7 separate regions of the Homo sapiens genome follow, and all the other regions are linked to region 2. Evidence: chromatin contacts called from ENCODE Hi-C or POLR2A ChIA-PET data. All regions are on one chromosome and are shown on one strand. Each heading gives the region's core, a stretch centred on a gene start or an enhancer-like site at or near the end of the contact. The rest is flanking DNA. Distances are from core to core; before and after follow the strand shown.

The links. A loop is a pair of places that touch in the nucleus more often than their neighbours do. ChIA-PET counts read pairs that join two places held with the same protein, here RNA polymerase II (POLR2A). Pooled maps may share reads with other maps.
Region 1: a pooled map shows a loop between it and region 2 (5-fold over the local background). The contact joins the enhancer-like site here to the promoter of TNRC6C in region 2. A Hi-C loop is called at or near these places in 4 of 50 pooled maps. POLR2A ChIA-PET finds 5 or more read pairs at or near these places in 3 of 52 experiments (B cell, Caco-2 and activated B cell).
Region 3: a loop to region 2 is called in a map with no recorded cell type, with 17 times the contacts of the local background. The contact joins the enhancer-like site here to the promoter of TNRC6C in region 2. A Hi-C loop is called at or near these places in 1 of 168 maps with a recorded cell type or tissue (HepG2), 1 of 37 single-sample maps with no recorded cell type and 1 of 50 pooled maps. POLR2A ChIA-PET finds 5 or more read pairs at or near these places in 3 of 52 experiments (CD4-positive, alpha-beta T cell, GM12878 and activated T-cell).
Region 4: a loop to region 2 is called in a map of endothelial cell of umbilical vein, with 11 times the contacts of the local background. The contact joins the enhancer-like site here to the promoter of TNRC6C in region 2. A Hi-C loop is called at or near these places in 1 of 168 maps with a recorded cell type or tissue (endothelial cell of umbilical vein). POLR2A ChIA-PET finds 5 or more read pairs at or near these places in 2 of 52 experiments (activated CD4-positive, alpha-beta T cell and activated T-cell).
Region 5: a map of CD4-positive, alpha-beta T cell shows a loop between it and region 2 (4-fold over the local background). The contact joins the promoter of SEPTIN9 here to the promoter of TNRC6C in region 2. A Hi-C loop is called at or near these places in 1 of 168 maps with a recorded cell type or tissue (CD4-positive, alpha-beta T cell), 2 of 37 single-sample maps with no recorded cell type and 8 of 50 pooled maps. POLR2A ChIA-PET finds 5 or more read pairs at or near these places in 7 of 52 experiments (A549, Caco-2, HepG2 and 4 more).
Region 6: a pooled map shows a loop between it and region 2 (30-fold over the local background). The contact joins the promoter of SEC14L1 here to the promoter of TNRC6C in region 2. A Hi-C loop is called at or near these places in 3 of 37 single-sample maps with no recorded cell type and 10 of 50 pooled maps. POLR2A ChIA-PET finds 5 or more read pairs at or near these places in 9 of 52 experiments (CD4-positive, alpha-beta T cell, CD4-positive, alpha-beta memory T cell, Caco-2 and 6 more).
Region 7: a pooled map shows a loop between it and region 2 (8-fold over the local background). The contact joins the promoter of SNHG20 here to the promoter of TNRC6C in region 2. A Hi-C loop is called at or near these places in 1 of 37 single-sample maps with no recorded cell type and 10 of 50 pooled maps. POLR2A ChIA-PET finds 5 or more read pairs at or near these places in 7 of 52 experiments (AG04450, CD4-positive, alpha-beta T cell, CD8-positive, alpha-beta memory T cell and 4 more).

Annotation. Positions count from the first base shown.
Region 1 is chr17:78,746,593-78,749,627 of GRCh38, reverse strand. The region is part of intron 1 of CYTH1 (cytohesin 1); the gene reads left to right. Among named protein-coding and RNA genes, the nearest start is that of CYTH1, 34 kb to the left of the region's middle. RefSeq lists enhancers at 525-594, 655-714. Within about 2 kb of position 1,472, at least 29 of the 41 ENCODE cell types and tissues checked have a DNase peak (open chromatin) inside an H3K27ac peak, as active enhancers do; they include B cell, where a contact is called at or near this core.
Region 2 is chr17:77,956,763-77,960,092 of GRCh38, reverse strand. It overlaps TNRC6C (trinucleotide repeat containing adaptor 6C), which reads right to left and starts at 1,390. Exons shown (of 23, transcript NM_001142640.2): 1 at 825-1,390. RefSeq lists enhancers at 455-1,013, 1,014-1,573 and silencers at 1,246-1,705, 1,726-1,775.
Region 3 is chr17:77,187,544-77,190,539 of GRCh38, reverse strand. All of the region lies in intron 3 of SEC14L1 (SEC14 like lipid binding 1), which reads right to left. Among named protein-coding and RNA genes, the nearest start is that of SEC14L1, 48 kb to the right of the region's middle. Within about 2 kb of position 1,284, at least 5 of the 41 ENCODE cell types and tissues checked have a DNase peak (open chromatin) inside an H3K27ac peak, as active enhancers do; they include GM12878, where a contact is called at or near this core.
Region 4 is chr17:78,932,998-78,936,122 of GRCh38, reverse strand. No RefSeq gene overlaps it. Among named protein-coding and RNA genes, the nearest start is that of TIMP2, 9.2 kb to the right of the region's middle. Within about 2 kb of position 1,483, at least 35 of the 41 ENCODE cell types and tissues checked have a DNase peak (open chromatin) inside an H3K27ac peak, as active enhancers do; they include endothelial cell of umbilical vein, where a contact is called at or near this core.
Region 5 is chr17:77,279,761-77,283,105 of GRCh38, reverse strand. It overlaps SEPTIN9 (septin 9), which reads right to left and starts at 1,607. Exons shown (of 12, transcript NM_001113491.2): 1 at 1,552-1,607. The coding sequence starts at 1,570. It overlaps SEPTIN9-DT (SEPTIN9 divergent transcript), which reads left to right and starts at 1,209. Exons shown (of 3, transcript NR_136503.1): 1 at 1,209-1,494. RefSeq lists a silencer at 1,113-1,276 and an enhancer at 2,878-3,345.
Region 6 is chr17:77,138,823-77,142,219 of GRCh38, reverse strand. SEC14L1 (SEC14 like lipid binding 1) reads right to left here and starts at 1,251. Exons shown (of 17, transcript NM_001143998.2): 1 at 1,113-1,251. LOC105371901 (a long non-coding RNA gene) reads left to right here and starts at 781. Exons shown (of 5, transcript XR_934988.3): 1 at 781-864. RefSeq lists silencers at 479-773, 938-1,387, 1,398-1,607, 1,758-1,967.
Region 7 is chr17:77,086,773-77,089,949 of GRCh38, reverse strand. It overlaps SNHG20 (small nucleolar RNA host gene 20), which reads right to left and starts at 1,307. Exons shown (of 3, transcript NR_027058.1): 1 at 1,001-1,307; 2 at 679-797. MIR6516 (microRNA 6516) reads right to left here and starts at 533; the gene lies at 453-533. It also overlaps a transcript of SEC14L1 not described here and SCARNA16. RefSeq lists enhancers at 826-935, 271-1,205, 1,126-1,435, 702-1,901.

The sequences.
Region 1 (3,035 bases), core at 223-2,722, 790 kb before region 2:
ACAGGGATCTCAATTTGTCACCCAGGCTGGAATATAATGGCATGATCATAGCTTACTGCAGCCTTGACCTGTGGGCTCAAGCAATCCTCCCACCTCAATCTCCTGAGTAGCTGGGACCACAGGCACACCCACCAAACTTGGCTAATTTTTAAATTTTTTTTTGTAGGGGGGATGGAGTCTCAATCTGTCACCCAGACTGGGGTGCAATGGCACAATCTCTGCTCACTGCAACCTCTGACTCCTGGGTTCAAGCAATTCTCCTGTCTCAGCCTCCCGAGTAGCTGGGATTACAGGTGCCTACCACCATGCCTGGCTAATTTTTATATTTTTAGTGGAGACGGGGTTTCGCCATGTTGACCAGGCTGGTCTTGAACTCCTGACCACAGGTGATCTGCCTGCCTTCGCCTCCCAAAGTGCTGGCTGGTCTCAGACTTTTGGGCTCAAGTGATCCTCCCACCTTGGCCTCCCAAAGTGCTGGGATTACAGGTCTGAGCCACTATGCCTGGCCTAGTTTGTTTTTAAATCAATAACAGGTATCAAGAAGTTTGGACTGGCTGACCTTGGTGGTCTTACTGCTGCCACCTTTGCTCTGCCTCACACAGTATGTGGGTGTGTTGGGCCCTTCTCGCAAGCTCCTCTGTCATGTGATGGTTCCGTCTTCAGGGCTGTGGCAGGACCGCGCTGGTTCAGTTTGCTCTGTGTCAGCTGAGTAAAGGATGGGTGGAGTACACCAATTTTGTAACTTGTAACATTTGGTCTTGTGGTTTTGCAAGGAAGGGGTGATATATAATTAGTAAGGCAGGAGAGCAAAGGAAACAGGAAGGGGATCTGCAGTGCTCCTGTATCAAAGTAGATCTCCAAAGCAACAAGGGACAAAAGCAAGCACACTCCTCCCGCCCACCCGTTTTTACTTACTCTTATTTGATCAGAGAACTTTGCTTTCATAAACATCCTTGAATTAAGGCTGGAATTTTTTGGTAAAAATTCCTAACTGAATTTGGTTTAGAAGTATACAGAAAACCCAATGAATTAATTGAATAATCTCCCTTACCCCCTTCTTCAGACAATTCTCCTGTATTCTCTCAAGTAATAAAAGTACTAGAAAGATCAATTGTATTTATCATTAAATGGCTGGTGCTTATAATTTATTCCTTGAATCCAGTTAAACAGTGAGCTTTCCTGATAACCTAGGCATTGTTGTCCCCTACAGTAACCTGGGCCTGTTGGATGTGTAAACATTTTCCTTTGACCCAGGACTGTGTTGAAACTATTTGTTAATCACACAGCAGGATGATCAATACTTACACCAGCTGACGGGACACCTGGCATGACTACTCAGTGATCCAGTAAAACCACGCCAAGCTGGTTCCATAGAGTTTTCATTTTTGATGATAGGACTCGTAGCTCTCAGAATCAGAGAATGTTTAGAGGTGAAACTTACCACAAATGTGGGTCAGCATCTTTAGTTTGTTTCCGGTGTGTGGGGTGCAGTGGCGGACAGTGAGAGAGCCATGTGATGGGAGGAGGCTGCAGAGCTGGACTTTGAATAATGGGTAGGGTTCAGAAAAGTAGAAAATATTGTGAAATTTATTTTATTTTGTTTTTTTGAATGAAGCAACAAAAACAGAGATTTATTGAAAATGAAAGTACACTCCACAGTGTGAGAGTGGACCCGAGCATAGGGGCTCAAGGGCCAAAAATACTGTGAAATTTATTTTAATCAAAGTGGAACATAGATATAGTTTTAAAGATCCTATACAACACAAAATTTTACGTGCTTATAGCAGCAGTTTTCATAAGAACCCCAAAGTGGAAACAACCAGATGCCATCAGCTCATGAGTGGGTAAAGAAGATGAAGTCTGTCCCTACAAGGGAAGATTCTTTAGTCATAAAAAGGAATGAAGTTCTGACACATGCTGCAACATGGCTGAACATAGAAAACATTGTGCCAGGTGAAAGAAACCAGTCACACAAGGCCATGTATTAGGCAAATCTGTAGAGGCAGAAAGTAGATTAGTGGTTGTCAGGGGTTTGGGGATGCGGGAATGGGGGTGACTCCTATGGGGTATGGGGTTTTCTTTTGGGGATGATGAAAATGTTCTAGAATTAGATAGTGGTGGTGGTTGCATAACTTTGTGAACATGCTAAAATCACTGAATAGTATTCTCTAAAAATGTCCTGCCTCTCCCAGACAGTGCCTCCTCCCCGCAGATGTTGACCTCTAGATCCTTCAAGATTGGGACCGCAGTGCAGTATTTGAGTCTCCCCAGATCTCTTCCTAAATACCAGAGAATGCTGCTGAGAGTGTGCATTTTCTTAAAAGTCACTCCCCTCGTTAGTATACCTGTGCCACTATCTTCCCACCCCTCCCAGGGACTTTTTCTATTCTTACTCTACGAGCCTGGCATACTCTGGGCCTTCAGAGCCTGATCCTTAGCATGCCATGTAGTTTTTTCTTTTTTTTTTTTTTTTTTTTTTTTTGGCGCTGCCATTACCTGTGTCCTCCAATGAACTCTTGTGTTTTGAAGAGGGAGATACTTTGTTTTCTTGACCTTTGTAGGTCTAGCTCTTGGCTAACATAGTGCTTGGCACAGTTCAACAGACATCATTTAGAATGAACACATGGTAAAGAGTCAAATCTTTTTTTAATAAATCAGTGTACACTTTTATTATTATTATTTTTGAGACAGAGTCTGACTCTGTCACGAAGACTGGAGTGCAGTGGGGTGATGACAGCTCACTGCAGCCTTGACCTCCTGAGCCCAGATGGTCATCACCTGCCTCGCCCTCTGAAGTAGCTGAGACTACAGGCACGCACCACCACAGCCAGCTAATTTTTTAGTTTTCTGTAGAGACGGAGTCTGTTTATGTTGTCTAGGCTAGTCTTGAACTCCTGGGCTCAAGTGATCCTCTCACCTCGGCCTTCCAAAGTGCTGAGATTATAGGCACGAGCCATCACACCTGGCCTTTCAAATTATTACTCTGATGAGTAAATCAATATGTGAAGAGCAGCTAGAAAATGGGAGAGTCGGCA
Region 2 (3,330 bases), core at 141-2,640:
GCCACGATCTAGCGGCTCCTCCTCCCCTACCTCCCGGCACAACATCCAAGCAGCAAGCCTTCATTTTTGCTAAGATCCCCAAAGCTCCGTGTAACATGCTTGCCAGTTATTTCTTCCCCAGGTTAACAGGCAGGGAACCCCCACATCCACATCTGCACATTTTCATAGCTACGAATCAATTAATTAAATCTCGTCCTCAAGGTAAAGGTGCAAAGGAGGCACCGCTTAAAGCAGAGGCGGCAACCAGGCGCTCGGGTTACGTTATCTGATAACAGGACAGATGTTGTACGGCTCGTTTTCCTCATACGCATTACTCCGCAGTCCGCAGCACCGTTAGAAAATCCACCTGATTTCAGAGCCGCAGAGCGCCCAGGGGTCCTTCTCCGCCCACCCGCAGCACGCCCCGGGTTTTTCTCTTCCCCCAAACAACGGCACCGGGCTCCTGCACCAAAACACGGCGGGTTCGCGCCTGCCATCACCAGTGCAAAATCTGCGGGGGGCTGCCCGGAAAGGACCGAATTTCACCGCTGCATGAGTTTTAAAAGGGAGGGGGCACATCCATCTTCAGCCCTCCATTCCACTCCCGTTTGATTGTGATGCACACCGGGCGTCTGCACAGCCCCGTCTCACACTAGCACACACGCGCCCCGGCCCCGGCCGCTTCCCGCCGCTCCCCTCAAACCCGGCCGGCCCGGGGCCTGGCGCCGCACGCGGGTCGCTAGGGGCCAGCGCCCGCCCCGGCTCGGCTCGGCCGAACAAAGGGCCCGCGAACCTCCCGGCAAAGTTGCGGCTGCGGCGAGGAGCGGGCGGACTGCCGCGCTCACCTGGGCTCCGTCCCCGGCGGCGGCGGCGGCTCCGCGGGGCTCCGGTGGCGCGGGCCTGGCGGCGGCGGCGGCACGAACAACCGCCCGAGGGCCTCGGGAGTGCGCGGGCGGCGGGGGCCCGCTCAGCGCCGGCGCCACGGACTCAGGTCCCGGCGCGGGCGGCGGCGGCGGCTGCGGCGGCGGCGCGGGCGAGTGGGCGGCGGCGCGTCCCGGCAGGTCCAGGTCCGGCCCCGGCAACGCCGCGACGCGTCCTCCTCCTCACGCCCGGCGGGATGCGGCTCCGGCGGGGTCCGGGTCCTAGGCGGCGGCGGCGGCGGCGGTGGCAGCTGCGGACGGCTGGGCGCGGGGCCGCTCCGCTCCCTCCGCCTCCGGCTCGGGCGGGCCCGCGGCTACTGCGACGGTGACGGCGGCGGGAGCGCGGCGGGCGCTGGGACTGCCCTGTCAGGGGGCGGCCCGGGCGGCGCTCAAGACTGCGCGGCGGCGGGGCCGGCGGCGGCGGCTACGGCTCCCGGGGCCGTCGCGCTGAGGTGCGGAGCTGCCACCGCGGCCATCTTGTTGCTCTAACTGACAAGAACCCCCCTCCCCCCGCTTCAGCCAGACGGGGCGCTCGCGCCCCCTTCCCCGCCCCGCGTTGGCCTCCAACAGGAAGTCGTCCCGGCCCCTAGCACGTGACTCCCACCGTATCTGCATACCGGAGGGCGAACTGGCCAATCGGCACTCTGCACCTGAGCTCCTCCCCCGCGCGCCCCTCCCGGCCCATTGGCTCCTCGGCCAGGCCACGCCTCCTCCTTTCCCCTTAATACCCGCCCGCGCTGTGGTTCCCTGCACCGCGCGGGGAGCGCGCCGGGGTGCGAGCGGTGCGCGCTCCGAGTGGCCGGGACGCGCGCCAGTCCTGGGAGCTTGCACTGCTCGGGGGGGTTACGTGGAGACTTGCGTGGTGTCCTTTACCGCCGCCGCCTGCCCTCCGGTCCCTGGGCGCTGTGGCTCCGCGTTAGGGTGCTGGCGGGAGGGGTGCCGATCCGGTTCTGCGCGTCCGGTGGGTTCTCCGGGCCAGCGCCCCGCGGCGCCCGGGCTTTATGCTGTAATTGCGCCCGGCGGCGCCCGGCGCCCGCACCGGCGCGCGTCTCGCCCGTGCCGTGCACACGCCCTGCACCGCCCCACTTTGCACACGCACACGCACACGAGTCCTTGGGGCCCTGGAGCATCGTGCTCGCCTCGCGCCTCCCGGCCCGCCCTTGCGCTCAGTCGCTCCCCAGGGAGCGCCCAGCTGCGAGCAAAACAAGCCTCGCTGCGAAACAGTCCCCCGGGGAGACAGCCCTTTCCCCGGAGCACAGACACCACACCTTCACCGCGCAAGCCTTCGGTCCGGGCCGAACCCGGGCGCTCCGGCGCCTACGCACCCCACGATTCCTCCCCGGTGCTCCGTACGCCGCCGTGATCCTCCATTCCACGGCTCCTCGATATCCATTATTCATTAGTGGTAGGTAAGGTCAGGCGCAATGTGCAATTCGAAAAGTCCCTTTTTAACTTTCGGTTCAAGCCAGGAGAAGATTTTGAAACCAAGAATTTTCTCCATTTTCATGCAAGGTCGCAGAAGCAGGCTAGCTTTTCCCCCATCGTTCAGTGGAGGATCAGCAGTGCTACTTGGAAGTTGGTATTGGAAGAGGCCATTCCCTGTCTACGTGTCCCTGTCTTGAAGAGGAGATAATAACACACTAGTACTTTCGCAATGCAATTTTGTTACCGCAAGTGTCATGCTTTGAAACGACTGTGGATGAAAGAGACAAATTCCCCGCTCTCGTTTCCCTTCAGGGTCCCATGAGCTCCTTTCTTCTTACTGCCATATTTTAAGCCCTCCGGTAGTCAGATTCACAACCAGCCTCTAAAGGGTCGTCAAATGTCTGTTGTATCGTGTTGTGTATTTCCCCTCCCGAGAACCCACATCCCTTAGAAGGATCTGAAGGCAGAGGGAGCTGACATGGAGGCTTCTGCCTTGTCTATTCATTTTATTTACGTTCATTTAATTCTCGACTGCAGAGAACCTACATCTTTTGTATTTCTCAAAGGTAGAGGTATTATCACATGCTCCAGAAGGGAGTGCAAAATAACATCTTCAAAATAGGCAGCGCCCACGAAGTAGACTGCTGCTACATAAATGAGGAATCCAGGTATCTGGGTGGACCAGAGTGGACCAATCATTGTGATAAGCAGAGCTTCACTTTTTGGAAAATTGAACCAAAATACATTATTTAGCATTGTCTTTGGTTCCCTTTCTTATCCCCCTCCCTCAGTTTAATCAGGCAAAAATCGTCCTCTTCTCCAATGATATTAGACTCTGAGCACCGAGAAAAGGCAGAACTATAGAGACTATATGTTCTGAACCCCAAACTGGACTCATAGTTTGGCATGTGGACCTGTGACAGTAGAGATAATGTTTGAAACTAAAGTTGACCCAGAAACATTGAGGCATATGGTGGCCATGAATGTTAAGACTGCAGAGCAGTGT
Region 3 (2,996 bases), core at 35-2,534, 770 kb after region 2:
ATAGACAAGATTGTTTTAAAATTTATATGGAAAGACAAAGGAACTAGAACAACTAAAACGATTTTGAAAAAGATGAATAAACTGGGAAGAATCAGTCACCCCGGTATTAAGGCTTACTCTATAACTACAGTAATCAAGACCATCTAGTATTAGGAGAGGGGTAACTGACATACAGATCTATGGGACAAAATACAGAACCCAGAAATAGACTCAAACAAATACACCCAACTGATTTATTTTTTAGTATCTGCACCTGTCAGGGAACACCGACTGATTTTCAACAGAGATGTAAAAGCAATGAGGGAAAGAAAGCACGCCAGTCTTTTCAACATGTTACTGGAGCAATTACACATCCATAGGCTGAAACAATAATAACAATGAATCTTGATCTAAACCTCACACCTTGTATAAAAATTAACTCAAAGATCAGCGACTTAAATGTAAAACACAAAACTAAAACTTTTAGGGAAAAAAAATAGAAAATCTTTGGGATCCTGGGCTAGGCAAAGAATTCTTAGATGTGACAACAAAATCACAATCCACAGGAGAAAAAATATATAAAATGAACTTCCTCAAAGTTAAAAACATTTGCTCAGCGAAAGACCCTGTTAAGGCCGGGCGCGGTGGCTCACGCTTGTAATCTCAGCACTTTGGGAGTCTGAGGTGGGCAGATCATGAGGTCAGGAGATTGAGACCATCCAGGCTAACACGGTGAAACCCCGTCTCTACTAAAGATACAAAAAATTAGCCGGGCGTGGTGGCGGGCGCCTGTAGTTCCAGCTACTCAGGAGGCTGAGGCAGGAGAATGGCGTGAACCCAGAAAGCGGAGCTTGCAGTGAGCCGAGATCGCGCCACTGCACTCCAGCCTGGGCGACAGAGTGAGATTCCATCTCAAAACAAAACAAAACAAAACCCCTGTTAAGAGAATGAAAAAACAAACTACAAAATGGGAGGAGGGATTTACAAACCATGTATCTGACAAAGGACTAGTGCCTAGAATACATAAAAAATTCTTAAAACTCAACATAAATACAGTGAGCCAGGAGAACACTGGTTTGGACTGAGCTCCTGCACCAGGCCCAGCAGACCAAACCAAAATGGAGTCCCTCTTGGTAACCTCCATACCACCAAGCCAAAAGTAAGTTGTTTATCTGACTTTGCAAGAAGTCAGGAGAAAGAGAACAGCAAATCCCCCAAATGGGCCAGTTTGGGCCAGCGTGGTAAGGAAGTCCCCTCTGCGTTAACCTTTACAAGGGAAGTCACTCTGAAACCACCCATCTGCTCTCTGTTCTCTGTGTCTGTTTCCCTCACCCCTTTTCTGTCTACAAAGCCAGCTTCCCCTGCTCAGCTCATGAGAACACTCATTCTATTTCACAGAATTCTGTTTTATAGAATGAGGTGTTGCCTGATTCTGGAATCAAAAAAGCCAATTAAGATCCATACACTAAATTTTTTTGTAATTTTGTCTTTTGACACACAATTGAAATTTAAAAATGGTTAAGATGGTAAATTTCATGTGCTTTTACCATGATTAAAAAAAAAAAACAACTCAAGAGTTTTAAAAAGTCCAATTAGAAAATGTGCAAGAGACAGGAAGTGATATCTCACCTGAGAGGACACACAGATGGCAAATAAGCACACGAGAGATGTTCATTAGAGAAAAGGGCCATTAGGGAAATGCAAATTAAAATCACAAAGGAGTATCACTATACAACTATCAGAATGGCTAAAATAAAACACAGTGCTGGTTGGGATGTGGAAGAACTGAATCCCTTCCACATCATTGGCAGGAATGTAAAATGGTGCAACCACTCCAGAAAACAGGTATCTTCTTAAAACCTAAACATGCAACGGTATACAACCCAACAAATGCACTCCTGGGCATTTATCCCAGAGCAATGAGAGCTTATGTTCGCACAAAACCCCATATACAAACATTCATAGCAGCGTTACTCATAATAGAAACTGGAAACAACTCCGAGATGTCCTTCCTGAGTGAGGCTAAATGGACTGCGCTGCAGCCACACCACGGAACACTACTCAGCAAAAAAAAAGAATGAACTATTGATCCAGGTGAGGAACTGGATGAATCGTGGGAGAATTATGCTAAGCTAAAAAAAAAAAAAAGCCTCAGCAGTTACATACGGTATGATTCCCTGTCCATAACACTCTTGAAAAGACAAAACTAGAGAAACCGAAAACAGAAGAGTGGTTGCCGGGGCTAAGGAAGGGGTGGGGACAGGAGCGAAGCAGGTGTGGCTGTAAAAGGGCCATGAGAGAGATGCCTGGGAAGCACTCTGCGTCTCGACTATGCGCACGGCAGCATCCTGACTGTGCTGGTGCACACAGTTCTGCAAGACGTTATCACTGGGGGAAGATGAGTAAAGAACACATGAGATCTTTCAAGATTATTCCTTGTGAATAATTAAATTATTCAATATTATTCTTTGTAAATAATTTAATTTACTCTGTAGCAATCCACAAAGATTACCAAACTAAAGATGTTGCAGAATTCATATTAAAACCTAAGCGATCCAGAGGCCCAGGCGTGCAGATCACTTGAGCCCAGGAGTTTGAGACCAGCCTAGGCAACATAGCATAACCCCATCTCTACAAAAAATATAAAAATTAGCCAGGTGTGGTGGTACATGCCTGTAGTTCTAGCTACTCAGGAGGCTGACATGGGAGGACCACCTGAGCCCAGGAGGTGCAGGCTGCAGTGACCTGTGATTGCACCACTGCACTCCAGCCTGGGTAACAGAGTAAGAGTAAGACCCTGTCTCCAAAAAAAAAAAAAAAAAATTCCAGTAGCCCATGGTGCATGTGAACTGGAAGTCATAGGATATAGGGTAATAAGAATAAGGCCGGGTGCAGTGGCTCACGTCTGTAATCCCAGCACTTAGGGAGGCCAAGGCAGGCAGATCATTTGATGCCAGGAGTTTGAGACCATCCTGACCAACATGTCGAAACCCCATTTCTACCAAAAATACAAAAAT
Region 4 (3,125 bases), core at 234-2,733, 980 kb before region 2:
CAGCCCAGGCTCTGCCCCCACCCGGCTCTGGCTCAGCCAGCCTGACCCCCTGGAGTCCTGGGTGTCCTCCGGCCTGTGGGCCTCCCAGCGCCGCTAGCTCCCTGGTCTGAAGCAGTGCCTGCCTCCTCCACCTGGATCACCCTGACTCAACCTCCAGGTCCCACTCGAGACATCCCAGACAGCCCCCCCAGACCACCCCAACCCTGCTGGCGCCCGTCCATTGTCCTGGGTCGCACCACAGTCACCGCACCCAGCACACTCTTTGCAATGGTCTCTGTCTCTTTCATATTAAAGGATGGTTTGCGCTGCAGGAAGGAGGGGTCACTCCCCATCCATTTCCCTGACGTCTGCACAGCCCATGGCTGGTGCCCAGTAAATACCAGTTGAATGAATACATGAACTATAGCCTTAAGAGGTTACAGTCAGTAGGGGAGACAGACATCAGAATGAGAAATCTATGAGATAAAATACAGGGAGTCTGGATGAAGTCAGGGTGATGAGCCACAGAAATGCGGGGTCCACCTCTGCCGGTTGCTAGGACGACTGCATCTCCGCCCCGCCCCAGCTGGGCCCCTCCCCGGGGCTGCAGCGCATCGCCTCACTCTCAGCTGGCTGTTGCCTGGTGAGCAGGGGTTGGAGGCCAGGCCGGTCTTAATGAGGAAGGATGGCTGAATGCGGGGCAGGCAGTGTCTGATGGGGCTGGGAGTGACTGTGGGCTCTCTCATCAACGAGGCCACATCTAGGGCGTTCTGCTACCTCCTTCAAGGGGTCAGAACCACAGTCCCACAGGACAGGCAGCACCGACAGCGACCCAGAGCACCCTCTACCCCAGCAGGGAGCCCAGCCCAGTGCAGGTGCGGTGGGACACCACCTGCCCAGACATCGGAGCCTTCCTCATGGGCATCCACAGCAACACGGCTCTGGCTGGGTGGCACCTTCGAGGGGAGGCAAGCAGGGGCCGGTGAATGCAGGGGACGCTGAGGGGTGACGAGCCGTCAGCCTTGTTCCTGGGCCGGAGAGCACCAGGACAGAACCAGGGTAGCCAGTCACGCAAGAGGCAAGGCAGAGTGTGATGGGTGACAGGGCTGTCACAGGTGTCCACAGAGCCTAGGGGCCCTCTGGGGGCTGAGAGGAAGGGTGGCCATGCCAAAAAGTGAGTTAACGAGTCAGACTCAAATCTCCAGAAACCAGCTGGGAATGGCGAGAAGGATCTGAATCGCTTTCCAAGAAGCTTGGCTCCTTCTCACCTTTCTCCTGCCTCACTGCCTCTGATCTCGGTGGTAGTGACCACAGCCACCCCCAAGCCTGCTCTTCCTGCTGTCCAGCACTCCAGCTCAAGGTTGAATGAGGACCTTCAGGAACTCTGCCCCTCACCCCAACCCATCCTCCCCAGGAGGAATCCAGGGACTCAGACCTGTCCCAGGCTTCAGGAAGCCGGTTCCAGAGGACGTGAGGCTGAGTTTGAAACTGGAGGTAATGAGAGTCTGGCTCGGGCCTGATGCTGCTGCTGGCCACAGGGTCCATATCACAGAGAAACTGAAGCATCCCCAGAGGAGAGAGAGGAAGGACCAGAGGGGAGGGCAAGGAGGAAAAGCAGGCGGGACAGGAACAGAGAGAGAAAAACAGGCCTGGGGAGAGGGGAGGAGAGAGGGGACATTCTTGGGCACAGACCTAATCATAGCCTTGAAATGAAATTTACTGCTGCACTCAGCATGGGACAGCCGCCAGCTCCGCCAAGCCAGTCTCCCTTCTGTTTGTACGAGGTGATGACATCATGGCCATGGGGCGTCACTCACACGGAGGAGGAGGAGGAAGGCCAGCTGGCGAGAAACCTGAGCCTCCCCTGGCCAGGCTTCCAGGCAAGGCAAACCCGAAACCATGCAAGTCAGCCTCCACAAATCCCTGCTGAGCTGGGCAGCCGGTTCCTCCACTGTCCACCCCTCCCTCATGGCCAGCTCCGGTCCCCAGCACGCCAGCTGAGGCTGCTTCCTGGGGAGAGCCAGTGATGGAGAAGCCCTGGGGACCGTCTCTGCTCGCTGGCCCTGGTCCCCAACCCGCCCATGAAAGGAAGCACATGACTGCATGCCCAGGGCCAAAAGGAAATAGCCCGGGCATGAGGAAACACCAGCCCCAGGCCCAGAGCATCCAATCCCAGCATCTCGCATGTTCCTCCTTGTGCTTATAGGAACCAGTCTACAGGAGGATCCAGGAGAGCCAGAGTCGCAGGTGTGGGGGCAGACAGGTGGGGAGCAGGTGGGGAGAGACAGCAGAGCTCAGCGGCATAAACTCTTGGGGGTCCACAGCTGCAGAAGCCTCTTGGAAGGAGGGCCCGGGGGCCCTGCTCAAACTGTCCTTGCAGGATAGGAGATGCTTCCGAGTCAAAGAGGAGGCAAAACCTGGCCACAAAGAGGAGAGACACTGCCATTTCAGCCCACGTGAAGCAAGGTCTGCCAAGGCTGCCCGGCTCAGGGGTGAAACCACTGTTGCATCCGGGCGGCCTCCCTGCAGGAAGGGTTCATATGCTTTCAGCCTGAGTCATCTGGTCTAAGCTGTTTACCCGTGGCAGTCTGTAGAGCCAGTGATGTCATGGGCTTCTTGCTTACCACCAGGACAACCTCTCTGCCTCTCCTCCTTTCTTTCTGGTGTCACTAGAGACTTGACCAGGGCAACAGGGCTGGCTTTGGGGCTGCTGCCTGGGGCTGTGAAGGTTGTGCCGGGCACAAGGGGTGTGCAGAGGCTGGAATCCAAGCAGGTTTGCTAAAGGGAGGTGCCCTGGCTCATGGCTGCTTTTGCCCTGAGGGGTGCCTGTCTGCGGAGGGGCGGTAGGTTGGGGTGACAGGAGATGGAAGTGACGGAGAGAGGCCAAAGTCCCACCTTCTCAAAGATGGCCTGTGGGATGGCATGAAATAGATCAACAGACTCTGCCAAACAAAACCCAAAGGGAAGGCCGGGCGTGGTGGTGCATGCTTGTAGTCCCAGCTACTTGGGAGGCCGAAGCCGGAGAATTGCCTGAACCTGGGAGGCAGAGGTTGCAGTGAGCCGAGATTGTGCCACTGCACTCCAGCCTGGGCAACAGAGGGAGACTCTGTCTCAAAAAACAAAACAAAAACAAGCAAACAAGAAAA
Region 5 (3,345 bases), core at 358-2,857, 680 kb after region 2:
TGATGGTCTCCCCACCTCCCAGTAAGCCGCAGGTGCAGAGACTCCAAGCCTGCCTCAGGGCCCTTCCGGCATCTGTGCAGGAGGGTCTCCGCAGAAAAAACCCAGGACCCACGACCTGGGAGGACCCCGGTCACCCCCACTGTCTGGACCCACCAGTGGGAGGTAAAGTGTAAGAAACCAAGGGCAAAGGGCCCTCCCTGGGCGGGCTAGAGATCCCCTGGAAAGGGCCATGCACCGCGCGATCCCCACAACAATCTCAAGTATTTGGAGCATGTTGGGGAGGAAGCCCCGGTGCCAAAACCAAGCATGTGCCACCTGGAAGCCCGCTCCCGCCCACCAGCACACCAACCCACCCACGCTCCTGACAGAGCTGTGCTCCGGGTGCGTAGAGGGCCATCTTGTTCGCAACAACCGGGTGAAAGTTGAAATTCTAAGCTACTGACCCAGAAGGGTATTTTCGGGGAAGTTCTGAGTAATCCTCTTTGAGACAAGGTACTTTATCACTCATTTTGGTTCCTAAATATGGAAAGCCAGAGGAAACCGACAATGGCCCAAAGGCAGGGGGATGGCCCCGATGACTCCTTCACCTCCAACTAAGGCCCATGATTCTGTTCTCCTATCAATAAAAATTAATTCATGGATCCTTGGCAGGTACCTTTCTATCTGAATGAATTAAAGGAGGGACATTAAACAAACGGTTTCTAGATTTAGAAGAGGAGACGCTATTTATAATTTGAGGACTGAGGAGGACAAAGGATCCTGCCTGCCTGGATCCTTTGGAGAAAACCACAAAGGAAAAAAAAAAGGAAGGAAAAGACAAATAATGAAGATCTGGATTTCTCTTAACCTGCCCTTGTGGCCTCGGTGTGCCCATCTGTGAAATGGAACTTCAGAGTGCCAGAGCGGGAGCCTCTTATGAAATGAAAGCTCCTGAACCGGCTCATGGTGAGGCCCAAGTCAGGCCCCCTTCGCCTACTTAAGGCGGGCCCTGCTAGGGTGGAGTGAGGATGTCAGCCGCGGGCGGCGTCCTGAGCGCAAAACGTGAACCCGAGTCGCCAAGTTTGGGCGCTGCTGGACGGTCCCATCTGGAGGCCGTCCCGTGCCCCACTAAGTAGAGGAGAAACCGAAGAGAATCCGAAGAAAGGATGCTGCGGCCTGGACCACCAGCCCTAGAGGCTGAACCCAAGGACACCCCTCCACCTAGCCCCGACCCCATTCACCCACACAGACGCACAGGGACCCAAAGCACCCGGCCGACCTGGAAAGTCAGCGATTCCTGCGAGGGTGCAAGGGGCGAGGAAGAGGGAGCGTCCCCCAGGGCAGCCCCTCCGACACTCGAGCAAGGGCTGGAGACAGCGCAGGGGACGGTCGGCTCAGGTCGAAAGCGGCCCGACAGCGGCCCTGTCCTGGGAGGAACTCGACCTGCAGTGTGCCCGCCGCGGGGACTCGCTCAGCTCCGGGGGCGCCTCGCCACTCCCGGCCGCAGGCACTCAGGTGAGCAGCGCTGGTCCCGGGACACCGACCCCTCCCCACCCCGGGCGCGAAGCCCACCTGAGTAAGACTTCTTCATGGTGCCTCCGTGGCCGCCGCTCCCAGGAAAGTGTGGCGGCGAGGCAGCGGGGCGCGCGCTCCCAGGGCGCTAATCCTGGGCCGGTAGTAGGAAGGCGGGAAGAGGGGGCGGCCCGCCGTCTGGAGTGCACCGACCGGGCCCCGCCCCGGCCCCGCCCCCGCCCCGCCCCTCCCCGGAGATGCGCATAGAACCCCGGCCCAGCCGGCTGTGGTCCCGCCCCTGACCCGCCCCCTCCCCGCCCCGTGAACGTGCGCGCCGAGCCCCACCCCCGCCCACCCCTGCGCTGCGCTGCACCTGGCGGAGCGGGGCTGGCGGGCGCCGGGCCTGGGAGGGGGCGCCCCCGCGCGGCAGCGCAGACCAGACCAGACCAGGCCAGGCCGGGGGTGGGGGCCGCCTGCGTGGCCCGCCGCGCCCGCAGCTCTGCACCCCCAGCTCCCCGCGCTGGCGCCAATGGCTGGTTCCGGGAGTCGCCGCACTTCCCAGTCCCGAGTCCGGGCGGGGCGGGCCCGGCCAGGTGGAAGCGGGCGGAGGTGCGGGCGCTCCGGGCGGCCCCGCCGGGCGAGGCGGCGGCGCCGGGCACCGCGGCGGCGCCGGGCACAGCCGGGGGTCGGAGCCGGGGTGCCGGCTTAGTGGGCCGGGGTAGGGCGGGACAGGACACCTGTCCTGCTACTTTTCTGGTAATCAAAAGGGCAGAGTGCGTCGATTGAGTTGGAGCCTTAGTTTCCTCACCTGTAAATGGGCGCGTTGGACAGATGATCATTTGTTCTCCCTGCGCTGGGCACCGTGCGCAGCTCGGTGTATCGGTGCAGCGGGGCAGACACAGGGAGCCGCCCTTTACAACTCGGGTAACGCAGGCAGTGGTGAGAGGATGCAAAACTTGCACGGAAGAATTCTCTCTACTTGGATATCCTTAAAGTCTCCACGATAAAGCGGTGTTTCCAACGTACAGAGGAAGAAGTGACTAATTATGACTGGAGGGTGGTGTCAGAGTTTTATTGAGGCGAAATCAAAACAGGGTTTTAAGGAATGAGCAGGAATTAGCCAGGCAGCCAAGGTGATGGAAGGCAGCTGTTCCCGAAAGAGGGAAGGGCGTGGCGGAGCCTGGGAGGCCTGAGGTATCACAGCGAGTGTGGAGAGACAGAGGCAGGGCCGGGCCCTTGCACAGCTGCCAATGGAGGCCGTAGAGGACGAGAGGAAGGCGGGAGGCCAGTTGGGAAGCGCTCGCTAGTTCTGGGTAGGGGCGCAGCATTGCCTTCTCCTGCAGCCCTCCCAAAAATGCACAGGAGGCTGAAAGTGTCACTAACAGCCCCGAAAAATCCTCCTCCTCTTCCCCTCTCCTTTACTCTCCTTGGGGGTCCAAGAAGCATTTTCATTTCCTGCCTGAGTGTGGGAAACTTATATGCATGAGAACGGAGGCCTATGTGGCACCGTGGGTTCGTTCCGGCCCACCTGCTTCCTTTCTTGAGTAATCTGTCCAGCCACAGCCCTGCAGAGGGAGCAGCCCAGCCAGAGGAGTTTCCCCTCACCCCAGGTAGAGCTGATTGGACCGGAGTGGACACTGGACTTCAACTGAGTCCACCCCTTTCCTTATCTGGGGGTTAGAGGCTCAGGAGGCCTCGGGAGGGAAGTGCTGTAAGGGAGGGGAGCAGGGAGTATGGACGAATTGTGAACAGCGTCCTGGATTCTGGGATGTCCACACCCTAACCGCAACCCCCACCCACACGCCCACTCACCGCTTGTACCAGCACCAGCAGATTCCGGCTTAGGCCGTGTCC
Region 6 (3,397 bases), core at 2-2,501, 820 kb after region 2:
GAGGAGAGGTCATGGTGGAAAACATCGCCATCTGACAGTGTGAAAACGGCTAAGGAATGACTCTGGGTGACCACGAGTAAGCCATTTGACTTCCCTAGGACTCAGTTTCATCTCTGTAAAATGAGGTTTTCGGGGAGATGATCTTGAAAGACTTCCACCTCTAAAACCATGAGAATGAGAGCCAAACTCCCAAGTTCTCCAAACTCAACTTGAAGCTTTTCTAATATTCATCTTGATTATGCGACTGACACATCCTGATGTGCTGGGACCACGTTCTTTTTCTTTTGCAAACCTTACAGTGTTGGTGCACAGTGGGAATCCAATCATCTTTTAAAAATTTAATTGGGAATATTAATTTTAGGGTACTCTCCCAGATATGAGGACGATAACCGGGTACAAACAAGAGTTGGGGGAAGAAGCAAAAAAGCGTAATGCTCGTTTAAGAAACGGTAACATCCATTCAGGATTCCACCGCCTGGCAGAACTGGCTACACTCACTTAAGAACCTGCTAATTCACGAGCTTGTGAACCACAGCCAGGTCTCAGCTGCCGATGCTCTGGTCCAGATAAACGCCCTACGCGGGCATCCGGAGTGACAACGACCAAGTGGCATCCAGGAGCCGGACGGCCTCCATTGCATGACAATCGCTGTTTAAACAGGAGCCAAAGGCCAGACCCACTGAACGCATCCCGAGCAGGCTCGAGGGGCGGCCGGCGCCCGGGGCTGCTCAGCAGGGGTCCCGCGCGGCTGAGCCCCACGGGGCCAAAGCCCCGACCGACGGGAGAGAGGGGCGGGCACTGGCTCCGGACCCGAAACTCCGCTCTCAGCAAAAAGCGGCTCCCGGGAACTGGAAGCCTGGCGAGGTGGGGGTGGGGGCGGGGGAGGGGGGCGAGGGGCGGCGAGGGGCGAGCAGGGGGGCGGAGGGCGAGCAGGGGGGCGGGGGCACGGCCCGTTTCGGGTGCCGGGCCGATGGCAGCCGGGGCTGGGGAGGGACAGGCTCAGCAAGCGGGCGGCCGGGAGTTCCGGGGGGCCCGCCCGAGAGGCGCCGGACTCCACGGAGACCGGGACCGGGGCGAGGGCGCACTCGGACCCGCCGCGACGACGCGCCTACCTCTTGTCAGAAAGGCCGGGCCTGGGACACGGGGTGGCGAGGGGCGCTCATACCGGCGGCTCCGCGGGGCAGTCTCGGTTCCACTGCTCCGCGACCGTAGCTCGACCGCCGGTTCCGGGGAGGGGGCCGGGGAGGCGGGAGGGGGAAGGGGCGCGGCGACGGCACTTGTGGTTGTTACGGGTGACGGGGTGGGCGGGGCCGGGCGCCGGGAGGGGCGCGCGTGCGCGGCCGCGGCCGAGGGAGCGGGGGCGGGAGCGGGCGATGGTTGCTAAGAAAGGGGAGGGGGGAGGACACCCGGGGCCCGAACTGCGCAGGCGCGAGCTCCGACCCGCGAGCGTGGGAGGAGCTCGGAGAAGGCGCCGGCCCCGTCGCACTGCTGGATGTGCCCGAGGTCCTCGTGGCCCCTCCCAGTTTTGCGTCACTTGTTGGGGGCGGGGCCGGGCTGGGCTTCGCGAGTAGCGGGCGGAGGCGGAGTGAAGCCCCAAGGGGCTGCCGGCGTGCAGGGGAGGGGTTCGGCTGAGCGGGAAAAGGGAAGTTTGCGGGAGGTCAAAACCACCGGGGCCCTCCCGTATGGCTGCTGCTCTGAGGCCTGCCTCTGGTCGCCCTGGCGGCTGCCCCCGTGCTTCCTCATTTCTTGTTGACTGTTCAGGAGCACCAGGCTGCTCGCGCCAGTGCCCCGACCGCATTCTCGCCGAGTAATGGGGAGGAGGCGGACGCCGGTGCTGCGCGGCCCAGGGCTCGGGAGGGCCCGGGTGAGCCCGGGTGGAGCCCAGCGGCATCCTTGTCAACACATCCAGACGGCTCTAGTGTCGGGCCGCGGGCTTGAAACTGAGACGCGCGCCCAGGGCCTGCCCCTCGGAAACGAGGGTGCCAAGGTGGGGCTGCTAAGTAGCTCCCGAATTTCAGCAGGAGAGCACCGTCCAGCCCCAATTTTCAATCCGGTACCACTGAGACATTTTGGGGTCCTTAAGAGGAGCTCATGACTAGAAAGGGGCACCTCGCATGCCCACCCACACAGCAAAGCTGGTTTTATAACCAACATGCAATTTCACTGTCAAAGTCACTGTTGTTCCGTTCACATTAGTCACCCTGAGTGGCTGTACATTTCATGCTGCCATTGGACAGAACGTTTTTGGACCTGTTTAGGAATTTCCATCAAAGCCAGTTTACCAGACACACAAGCAAATCATTCATGGCCTCATCACCCCTTGTGTTCCACGTCAAACCATCATCTTCCAGCTGGGTCACCTACATTATTCACTACATTCAGTCTGACTGGCTTTTGCTTGTTTGTAGAAATCACATCCACCGGCCGGGCGCGGTGGCTCACGCCTGTAATCTCAGCACTTTGGGAGGCCGAGGTGGGCGGATCACGAGGTCAGGAGATCGAGACCATCCTGGCTAACACGGTGAAATCCCTGTCTCTACTAAAAATACAACAGATTAGCCGGGCGTGGTGGCGGGCGCCTGTAGTCCCAGCTACTTGGGAGTCTGAGGCAGGAGAATGGCGTGAACCCTGGAGGCAGAGCTTGCAGTGAGCCGAGATCGCGCCACTGCACCCCAGCCTGGTCGACAGAGCGAGACTCCGTCCCAAAAAAAAAAAAAAAAATCACATCCACCTTCAAAAGACGCTTTAACGCCGTTGCGGTGGCTCACGCCTGTAATCCCAACAGTCTGGGAGACCTAGGTGGGTGGATCACCTGAGGTCAGGAGTTTGAGACCATCCTGGTCAACACGGTGAGACCTCGTCTCCACTAAAAATACAAAAAGTAGCCGGGTGTGGTGCCAGATGCCTGTAATCCCAGCTACTTGGGAGGCTGAGGCAGGAGAATCACTTGAACCTGGGCAGAGGTTGCAGTGAGGCAAGATCACGCCACCTGCCCTGCACTCCAGCCTGGGCTGGACTCCAGCAAGACTCCGTGTCAAAAAAAAAAAAAAAAAAAAAAATTCACCTGACCTGCTGAACTTCTAGATGCAACCACCAGTTTACAGGAAATACAGAATAGAGGAACATGCTAAATGACACCATGAAAAACAATTGGCAAAGTACAGACTGTGGGAAACGGTACAAGACAAATATATTCTTTATCAAATTCCAAAGGAAAAAAAGAGGGGAATGGTCAATCTATAGATTAAAAGAGATTGGGAAATTTGTTGAGCCATACATTCATTTATGATTTGCAAGCTTTTATATGTATATTATACTTCAGTTAAACATTTTGAAGAAAAAACAGACTTGAGACATCAACCAATCACAAAAAACTTTATTTCCATTTTTTTTTTCT
Region 7 (3,177 bases), core at 58-2,557, 870 kb after region 2:
CACCTCCTGGGTTCAAGCGATTCTCCTGCCTCAGCCTCCTGAGTAGCTGGGATTACAGGCACATGCCACCATGCCCAGCTAATTTTTTGTATTTTTAGTAGAAATGGGGTTTCATCATGTTGGCCAGACTGGTCTCGAACTCCTGACATCAGGTGATCCACCCGCCTCGGCCTCCCAAAGTGCTGGGATTACAGGCATGAGCCACTGCACCTGGCTGAATTATGCCCTCTTAAGTGTGATCATTTAACCTTGTCTCCCTAACTGGGTTGTAGTTCCCAGAGAACAAGGGCCATGACTGTTTTCTTCATCTCTGTATCCGTAACATTTAACATGATGTCAGGCCAATGTATCAACAAATGTTTATTGAATGAAAGACATGACAGTAACATTGTTTATGAAGTTTTGAAAAGCAAGGGCTCTCTGATACTAACTACAACCATTTTCTTTAAACGTAGGTCCTGTTTGCAGTATCATACATGATCATCAAACTGCTGCTAGAATGCTCACACCTGTTACTGCAAATTCAAAACCCAGGAAAGACTTCTTCCGGGAATTTACTTTAGGTCAGGGTTGGGCTGCCTGGTACCATGCTGCACCCACAACTTGGCAGGCTCAACAACACAGGAGCCTTTCCCCAGACCGTCTGACCTGAACACTTTGTCACCATGCTTGACATACCTGGATGCCCTGCTGAGGTCACTTCGAATGCTCTCATCAACGAGGGGCAGGAAGAAAATAGTGGTTGCTGCATGTTTTCAGCCAATCGTCGGGGGATATTTCTCATTTTCTGTTGAAACCTTGGGGGAAAAAGTAACATAATGTGCTTTAAAAGGACAAAAGTCATTCGACGCTTACCACACTCCTAGAAACCTGGGCTAACCCAGCCAGGGACCCCAATGCTTTTCTGCTGGCTACGGGGCCTCCCTACAGCTCCTCATTCCAATTTCGGTGGCTGTGTGCGGACCAAGTTCTCTTTTGTCGCCTCCCGTCCAAGCCCTACTTGCGATGGGAGAAGCCGTCCCCGAAATCCCGGGCGCCGTGGAGGGGGTCTGGTCTCTGGGTCTCTGGTCACCCGGTCAGTGCCTCCAGCCCCCGGCAGAGCTCTGTTATCGTCCCGGGGCGAGCCCAATTCCGCAGGCTAGGGCCGATGGCGGCGGAACTGTGGTCAGGGCTGCCCTGAGTCATCCTGCGGACTGCGAGTCGGCGACCACCAGGAGGCGAGAGCGGGTTTCCCCTCCAACAGGCCAAAGCACGTGTCTCCACTTACTTCCCACTCCCCTGGGCGGAAGTAGCTCCGTCAGCAACTTCCGGCCGGAAGTGATAACTTACCATAGAGATAGCAGCTAGAGAGTCGATGACTTTGGATCTGGGTCATCCAAGCCGGACTTAAAGGGGTCGCAGCCCGCGCGGTGTGATTAATGGGGACTAGAGCCTGGGCCAGAGGGGAGGGCCCTGGAGCGAGGGAATCAGAAGGAACATCCCATTTCTTGAAAGCCCGCTGGGTTCCTGGAGCCGTGAAAGCATTATCTCTCTACTCCTCATGCAACCCTCTGAATTAAGTGCAAAGACCACTCCTGTCTTGTAGATGAGAAGTGGGGCGCTCCGGAGATGCTTGGTTACTTTTCCAAGCACAGCCGGCCAGGAAGTGGCAGAGCTGGGTTCACACCTAAGTCATTTCTGCTCCAAACCCAATGCCCTTTCCACCACCCCAGGTGGCAGGAAGGAGAAAGCTCAAGAGCAGAGGGGCTACGTGAAGATGCAGGCCGTCCTGGCCTATTGGGATACCCCCTGAAAAGCCTATTGCTCCAAAAGACCTGGTAGATTCCCGACAGTTCACTGTCTGTGGGCACAGGAAGCAACGAACAGGAATCTTGCTCTGAGTCTAATCCCACAACCAAGGAAGAATTGCTGGACCTTGTCTCAGAGGCGTTTGAACCAGAGCAACTCCATCTTGAATAGGGGCTGGGTAAAATAAAGCTGAGACCTACTTGGATGCATTGCTAGGTCATACAGCTCATAAAGACCTTGCTGATCAAACAGGCTGCAGTAAAGAAGACGGCCAAAATCCTCCAAAACCAAGATGGCTATGAGAGTGACCTCTGGTTGCCCTCACTGGTACACGCCCACCAGCGCCATGACAGTTTACAAATGCCGTGGCAACGTCAGGAAGTTACCCTACATGGTCTAAAAAGGGGAGGCATGAATAATCCACCCCTTGTTTAACATATCACCAAGAAATAACCATTAAAAAAAAAAGGCCAGGTACACTTTGGGAGGCCGAGGCAGATGGATCACTTGATGTTGGGAGTTCGAAACCAGCCTGACCAACCTGGTGAAACTCCATCTCTACTAAAAATACAAAATTAGCCAGGTGTGGTGGCACACACTTGTAATCCCAGCTACTTGGGAGTCTGAGGCAGGAGAATCGCTTGAACCCAGGAGGCGGAGGGTGCAGTGAGCCAAGACTGCACCACTGAGGCCAGGCATGGTGGCTCGACCCTGTAATTCCAGCACTTTGGGAGGCCAAGGCGGGCAGATCACCTGTGGTCGGGAGTTTGAGACCAGCCTGACCGACATGGAGAAACCCCGTCTCTACTAAAATTACAAAAAATTAGCCAGGCGTGGTGGTGCATGCCTGTAATCCCAGCTACTTGGGAGGCTGAGGCAAGAGAATTGCTTGAACCAGGCAGGTGGAGGTTGCGGTGAGCCGAGATTGCGCCATTGCACTCTAGCCTGGGCAACAACAGAGAAACTCCGTCTCAAAAAATAAAATAAAATAAAATAAAATAAAGACCGTGCCACTGCACTCCAGCTTGGGTGACAGAGCGAGATTTTTATGACCGCACCTCCTTCACAATGTCTTTGAGTTGTCTCACTCACATTCAACAATACATACTGTTAGTTTTATTAACTTGGAAATATTTAACTTACATTTTTGTTTTGATGGAGGAGCTACAGTTCTGTTTTGTTTTACCATATTTCATGAGTTTACATAAGAATGAAAGGATATAATTGTATAATCAGCTTAACTGGAGTAAACAGGTTTGTAAACAACGCAAGTGGCTTCAGGCAGGCATTGGGCTCACCTGGTTGGAGCAGAAGCCGGGTGCCCCAGGAGGGGAGCCTCCAGGTTTCTTTTGTGTGGGTGATCCCCGTCAGTACCACTTGGAGTGGGAG